Regions from separate parts of the Homo sapiens genome. Here region 1 is linked to region 2. Evidence: chromatin contacts called from ENCODE Hi-C or POLR2A ChIA-PET data. All regions are on one chromosome and are shown on one strand. The core of a region is the stretch at or near the end of the contact, and the rest is flanking DNA. Distances in the headings are between cores, read along the strand shown. Region 1 holds the start of ATP6V0A1 (ATPase H+ transporting V0 subunit a1). Region 2 overlaps CAVIN1 (caveolae associated protein 1).

Region 1 (3,826 bases), core at 499-2,998, 51 kb after region 2:
GTCTTAAGAAGGTTGTATTGAAGTCAGGTTATATCTTCACTCACAATATGAGACAATAAATTCAAATAAAACGTCCATTTTTGTCCCCTTATTTTGTTTAGGCTGGTAAAGCAGGTTTGATGATGTTTTTGTCAGGTTGACAAAATTATCAGCAACAAGTTTTTATCTGGAATATCTCCCTCATTACACTTGAATTTCAACAGGGTTCCACCACCCAGGAAGACAGAATAACCGGTTTTCTGAGTTTTTCCTGATACAATTCTGGTTATCACAAACGACTTGAGATCCCTACTCTTCTTTAAAAGGGCAAGAAAAGGGAATCAATATCAATATTTGATAATGGCATTTAAAAAATAATAGACATCACTTTTGCGTTTAAAAAATGTTTTTCAATATTTAATTTACAAGTTGAGTACAAGCCATAAAAAATGTTTTTAAAATAAATTTGAGGAATTGAAAACTCCTAAGTGGTCAATTGAGCCCACATGAATCTACCAAACAAGACTGAAATGTACTTTCACAACATATGGTCTGATGAGGTTTTTCCTGTTAAACAGAGAAAAATAGACCCGGGGAAGTTGCTGGAAGGCATGAACCATGTACCATTTAAAGAGAGGTTTTCCATACTTATGCAAATGAGACCCCGTTAAAGACTCTACTACAGGATCTAAAGCTAGCCGCTCCCCAGTCTGGGGCTCAAATGTTCTCATCTGTAAAATAAGGGAAAAGAGAAAGGGTGGTATATGTGTCTGCGTATTAATTATTTGAGTGTGTGTGTGAATTCTTTGGATATGAAAATAAAGAGAGAAGACATTAATTATTTGGGTGCGTATGTGTGAATTAATTCTTTGGATATGAAAATAAAGAGAGGGCCGGGCGCGGTGGCTCACACCTGTAATCCCAGCACTTTGGGAGGCCGAGGCGGGTGGAGGCCAGGACCAGTCTGGGCAACATGGCGAAACCCCATCTCTACAAAAAATACAAAAATAGCCGGGTGGCGTGGTGCGTGCCTGTAATCTCAGCTACTAGGGAGGCTGAGGCAGGAGAATCCCCTGAACCCGGGAGGCGGAGGCTGCAGTGAGCCGAGAACGCGCCACTGCATTCCCGCCTGGGAAACAGACCATCTAAAAAAAAAAAAAAAAAAAAAAAAAAAAGGCCGGGCGTGGTGGCTCACGCTTGTAATCCCAACACTTTGGGAGGCCGAGGCGGGTGGATCACGAGGTCAGAATTCGAGACTCAGCCTGGCCAACATAGTGAAACCCCGTCTCTACTTAAAAAAAAAAAAAATACAAAAATTAGCCGGGCATGGTGGTGCGTGCCTGTAGTCCCAGCTACTTGGGAGGCTGAGGCAGGAGAATCGCTTGAACCCGGGAGGTGGAGGTTGCAGTGGGCCGAGATCACGCCACTGCACTCCTGCTTGAGCAACAGAATGAGACTTCAAAAAAAAAAAAAGAAAGAGAAAAGACAACCTACCCCAGTATAAGGGGTAAGAAAAAGGATTCAGGGAGGCTCAGGAACTTAAGGCCTCGAGCACCTGCACCTCCAGCCCCACCCGCTAACCCTCCCCAGCGTGGAGATACAGCACAGGGGCCAACATGGCGTCAGCACGCTGGGTCTCGCCTGCGACCCCCGTGACTCCGCACTGCTGCAGCCCGGGCGAGGCTGCGCCCCATTGGCCAACTGCAATGAGGTCATTGCGGGGGCGGGGGCCGGCGGCGGCGCAGGGGCGGGGCTTTACGGACGCAAGCACGTCGAAGCGCTGCTCCTGGAGCCGCGGAGGGTGCGGGTTTGGCTGCGGTGGTTTCTGTGGCGGTTGCTGTGGCGGAGTTTGGAGGTGAGTGGGGGCTGTAGGTTTAGCGCAACAGGGAGCGGCCCTCGATGGACGTAGGAAATCCTTCTAAGAGCCCCCTTGATTGTCAGAGGAATTAGCGGGGATCTGACGTCTTCGAGATAAAATGGGGGTTCGCCCCCTCCTTGGGCACCCCTCCTCTGCCCTGAGGAACCGGAGGCTCACTGCCCTTTGGAAGCCCCGCATCTCTTCCCTGCTTTAAGGGGTAGGCGGAGGAACCGGAGGTTATTGGATAGGCAGAAGAATTTAGGGGGCTTCTTAAAGGGTTTCTCAGTTTGGGGGTTTTCCTCTCCTTTTTTCCCATCTCAAGGTAGATGAGCCTGAGTCCAGAGAATTCCTGCTCATTGGGTAGACAGGAAATGAAGCAGGTGAATACCGTGGGAGGAGGCGAGGACCGGATGACAGGAGTGAGATTCTTCTAGGCAGGGCGCGGGGGCGCTGTAGTTGGACTCATCTTTTGCAGAATTGCTGTTTCTTCATATTTTGTTTTGTGATCGTCCAGAACTACTTTGGCCTAATTAGTTTTCTGTTAGCCTCCATTGCTATAGAGATATTCTTGGGAGACCTATAATCATTAAAGAGCAGGAGGACGGAGGCGACTCGTTGGAGGCTTATCATTATCCACAGCTCCTGAACTATGCTGACCAGGCCTAATTTTATGTGTTTAGAGGTTGTAGAATCTCTCTTTGTTTAAGGGTGGTGCCGGTAACAGCTGATTTGGATGATTCAGATGTACAGAATCTTAAAGTCAGCCTGCATATTCTCTTGAGAAGTCCTTGCTTATGTCTGAGCTTGTGTTACTGTCTTGAACATCACATGCACAAAGGTTTGTTCGTTCAGATTTCTCAAAATGTCTCCCAGCCTTCCAGAAGAGTAAATCTTCCTTTGATGTCAGACTCATCTATCAGTACTCAGTATAGATGCCCTTATGACACTAAAAATACTGTGCATTTTTCTGAGTTTGGATACTGGACAGGCTGTGCCTTACATTAGCTGATCGAGAATAAATAATTGCAGTTTCAGGACCACTGATAGCGCCAGTTGTCTCATACCCGGCAACAGTAAGACAGCACTAAAACGAAACCTTTATTGGCTCATGAGATTTGACAGATGGAAGAATGTAATTAATCTTGAAGGTAGGGTTGAGAAACAGAAAGCTGCAGAGGTGGAAGGCTTATTCTCTGTGGCTTGATAAAACTGCTTTGTCATTATCAGTGTGTTCCTGTCATGCTTGATTTGAAATTGAGCTTAATATGCAAACTGGTTGCTTTTTCCAGATGACGGTTATTTGTTTGAATTCCTAAGTGGGGAAATATTGTTTTCTGAGGAATCTGGAAGATTAAACCCTTTAGTGTAGCCATAGCTTTAGGATAGTGCCAGAACTTTGGGCTTTTAGAAATGCGCATTGTCAGTAGAAGGGAGAAGGATAGTTACAAGGCAGACATCTTTATGAGAGGGTATTGAAGGCCTCTTCTGTTTGTTTCCTGCACTAGCAAAAACAGATTGAGCAGTGTGAAACTCACTGCCTCAATATTGTGTCCTGGGTATTTAAAGAGTTGTTTGAGGTTCCCAGTTCCTGTCTTTAATCTGGATACATTCTTATCAGTTGAGTTGCCCAAAATAATTGTCATTTGATCCTGATGTTGACTGGAATGGAAGTGACTTTTCATCTGACACTCTGTGGGACAGAATTCAGGAACTGCCTTTGCAATTTCTCCTTTCCATCTTTCTAGACAGGGTGTCAAAAACAGTTGTTGACCTGTCCTCATGGGGTGTTAGAAATGTAAATGCAAGAGCCGTAGTGGGGTGTCATTTGCTCTTAGCCCTCGTGGTAATTTCCAAAGTTATGTCATTTTCTCTTTGCTTCAGGTTGGAGAGAAATCCAGGTACTCACTAGACTGGTACCTTCTGCCACCATGGGGGAGCTTTTCCGGAGTGAAGAAATGACACTGGCCCAGCTTTTTCTACAGTCAGAGG
Region 2 (3,502 bases), core at 961-3,460:
TCCTGGAGAGAGGGGAGCATGGGACGCTCGTGGTCCCCAGGAAACTGGCGGGCGCTCAATAAATGTGTGTAGGCTCACGCCTGTAATATTAGCGCTGTGGGAGACCGAGGCAGGAGGATGGCTTGAGTCCAGGAGTTCGAGACCAGCCTGGGCAACATATCACCCATCTCCGGCCCCCCAACCCCGCGTCGCCATTCTTTCTCTCTCTCTCTCCTTGTTTTTTTTTTTTTTTTTTTTTTTAAACGGAGTCTCGATCTGTTGCCGAGGCTGGAGTGCAGTGGGCGCGATCTTGGCTCACCGCAACCTCCGCCACCCGGGTTCAAGCAATTCTCCTGCCTCAGCCTCCCGAATAGCTGGGATTACAGGCGCCCGCCACCACGCCGGCTAAATTTTGTATCTTTAATAGAGACGGTGTTTCTCCATATTGGTCAGGCTGGTCTCGAACTCCCGACCTCAGGTGATCCGCCCGCCTCGGCCTCCCAAAGTTCTGGGATTACAGGCGTGAGCCACTGCGCCCGGCCTCGCGCCGCCATTCTCTAAAAAACATGTGTGTTGAACGAATGGTGACTAAACAGACCGCGGGAGCAGGGGACCAAACTTCGGGTCGGAGATGGGGTTGCGTAATAATTGCACTTGGGCTAAAATCTCTGTGGTCGTCCAACCCTGTCCTGATCCCTTTCCACCCGTAGATGATATTAAACCACTACGGCCCTCGGGAGACACAGCTCCACTTTGGAAATGGGCGGAGCGCCCTCTGGTGCCGCAAATCGCACACTGCCCGAGCCAGGCCGAAAAGCAAGTGGTGGGAGTGTCTAAGTTGAAAGCGGGTAGGGGTTTGAGCCCACAGCTGCACCTACCCACCCAAGCAGGTAAAGTAAAGGAAGTGCATTTCCTAGACTCAAGCTATTTCTTTTTTTTTTTTTTTTTGAGATGGAGTCTCGCTTTGTCGCCCAGGCTGCAGTGCAGTGACACGATCTCTGCTGACTGCAACCTCTGCCTCCCAGGTTCAAGCAATTCTCCTGCCTCAGCCTCCTGAGTAGCTGGGACTGCAGGCATGCGCCACCACACCTGGCTAATTTTTTTGTATTTTTAGTAGACTCGGGGTTTCACCATGTTGGTCAGATTGGTCTCGAACCCCTGACCTCAAATGATCCACCCGCCTTGGCCTCCCAAAGTGCTGGGATTACAGGCATAAGCCACTGCTCCTGGCCTCAAGCTATTTCAGAACCAGCCTTAGAGATGGAGAACTGTGGTCCACCCTCCCCCACCTCCACCTTCTTTGACTCCTTCATACTGTTTGGCTCCACCAGTGGTCATTCTCCCCCTCCCCCACATTTAGAAATTGATATTGGAAAGAGGAAGAAGCTGGCTGGGAGCCACGGACATGTTTTCTCCCCAGTCTGGACATTTCTTCTGGTTGTGACTTCCCTACTTTGGGATAGAAGAGAGATTACTTTTCAATTCTTGCTTTCCCTACCCCCTGCCCCCAGCACAAAGCCTGAGCTCAGGGGTCTAGGAGTAGGATGGGTGGTCTCAGATTCCCCATGACCCTGGAGCTCAGAACCAGTTCTTTGCTTTTCTGTCTTCTCCTTGGAGGACTTAGCACCAGAACTGCTTTCCATTCCGGGAAGATTTTCCAAGATCTTGACTCTGGCCAACATTTCAGAATCTCTGGATCACTCCCTCCCCCACCTCCACCCTCATCAGAGAGCAGGGGAGGCTGAGCACAGAAAGGGAAAGGGCAGACCAAGATCATCAATAGGATCTCTTTGGCCCAGACTCCCTTTAGTGACTTCAAATGAAGGAACGAGAGATAGTCGCTTTTCTAAAGGGTTTTCTGAAGACCATTTCCCAGAATTATAAGAAAAATCCTGTCCCCTAAGAAATTAAGGCAACATAAACTGAGTCCTCTCACTGACACCACACACACACACCCCTATACATAGGCTGCTCGGTATCTCTGCACCACCTGCTACAGAAATTCCTTCCCCAGCCCCCAACCTCTTTCCTCTTCCCTCCCATCAACATCCCCCCAGAGTTTCCTGGTTTACACTGAAAACTAGGAACACCCTCTCCCAACTTCCTTCCCTTCTTGTCAATAGCATTAGCAGGGACAAAGAGGGAATGCTGGCTCCACCTCTTCTCTCATCTGGGCATCAGCTCTGCTGGGCACCAAGCCACCTCCAGCTCTCTGTTACCCAACTACACCTCCCAGCAGGCAAGGTGACCTGGGCACAGGGCATGCTGGGACTTGTAGTCTCTACCTGCCATAGACGGCTTAGTGCAGATCATGGGCAATCCTAGGGCATTTTGTTTATCCCTCTGCCTCTTATCATTCACTGAGGCATTGAAGGGTGTTTTCCTTGTTCTGAGTGTAGGAGAGTCTCAACTTCTCTTTGCATTCCCTCTGATTTCCAGTCATTCACTTTGGGGCTCCTACAATCACCCTTACCCTGCCTGCTACTGGAGTGCATATCATTTAAGACTTATACATCATTGTAGGATCTAAACCCTCTTCATCCATCTCCACCCAGAATTTACCTGCAGCCCCAGTATATATATATATTAAAAAAAATTCAGCTCTGATCTTTCCTTCATAACCTCCCAGACTTAAAAACCCACCCACGCCCCACCAAAGGGTGGAGAGAGCCCCTCCTTTCACTAAACTCAGACAATGTGAATAGGCTAGGGAGGGATTAAGGGTGACAGGCAGGGAATAGTCAGGAAACAGCCCCAGCTGCTGGAAAACAAATCCACTTTGTCTCTCTGCCCTACCCCCAGCATCCCCCGCTTCTCCCCTACCCCTGCTGCCTGCTCCACCCCACCCCTAAAGGCTGAGCTGGCTGGTTTTCCTGGCCTGTGGCTTCCTAGATAAAGGTCTTTGCCAGCTGAACTTGGAAGTGAATGGGACTGGGGAGAGAGCTGCAGACTTCTTATAGCCAATGCCATCTTCCTAGTGCCTCATGAAAGGTCTCAAACTACAACATAAGGAAGCAATCCTAGTGAGAGGAGGTTTTTGTTTTTTAGTTTTTTTGTTTTTTTTGAGATGGAGTTTTGCTCTTGCTCCCCAGGCTGGAGTGCAATGACACGATCTCGGCTCACCGCAACATCCGCCTCCTAGGTTCAAGCAATTCTCCTGCCTGGGCCTCCCAAATAGCTGAGATTACAGGCATGTGCCACCACACCTGGCTAATTTTGTATTTTTAGTAGAGACGGGGTTTCTCCATGTTGATCAGGCTGGTCTTGAACTCCCAACCTCATGTGATTCGCCCTCCTCAGCCTCCCAAAGTGCTGGGATTACAAGCCTAAGCCACCGTGCCCGGCCTTTTTTTTTTTTTTTTTTGAGACATGGTCTCACTCTGTCACCTAGGTTGGAGTGCAGTGGCGCGATCTCGGCTCACTGCAACCTCTGCCTCCTGGGTTCAAGCAGTTCTCCTGCCTCAGCCTCCCAAGTAGCTGGGATTACAGGCATGCACCACCACACCTGGCTAGTTTTTGTATT

The links. A loop is a pair of places that touch in the nucleus more often than their neighbours do. ChIA-PET counts read pairs that join two places held with the same protein, here RNA polymerase II (POLR2A). Pooled maps may share reads with other maps.
Region 1: a loop to region 2 is called in a map of dorsolateral prefrontal cortex, with 7 times the contacts of the local background. The contact joins the promoter of ATP6V0A1 here to the enhancer-like site in region 2. A Hi-C loop is called at or near these places in 9 of 168 maps with a recorded cell type or tissue (B cell, CD4-positive, alpha-beta memory T cell, Right ventricle myocardium inferior and 6 more) and 16 of 50 pooled maps. POLR2A ChIA-PET finds 5 or more read pairs at or near these places in 9 of 52 experiments (CD4-positive, alpha-beta T cell, GM12878, HCT116 and 6 more).

Annotation. Positions count from the first base shown.
Region 1 is chr17:42,457,130-42,460,955 of GRCh38, forward strand. ATP6V0A1 (ATPase H+ transporting V0 subunit a1) reads left to right here and starts at 1,749. Exons shown (of 22, transcript NM_001130021.3): 1 at 1,749-1,834; 2 at 3,719-3,826. The coding sequence starts at 3,766. RefSeq lists an enhancer at 1,369-1,458 and a silencer at 1,609-1,818.
Region 2 is chr17:42,405,466-42,408,967 of GRCh38, forward strand. All of the region lies in intron 1 of CAVIN1 (caveolae associated protein 1), which reads right to left. Among named protein-coding and RNA genes, the nearest start is that of CAVIN1, 16 kb to the right of the region's middle. RefSeq lists an enhancer at 846-895. Within about 2 kb of position 2,211, at least 26 of the 41 ENCODE cell types and tissues checked have a DNase peak (open chromatin) inside an H3K27ac peak, as active enhancers do; they include HCT116, dorsolateral prefrontal cortex, endothelial cell of umbilical vein and 4 more, where a contact is called at or near this core.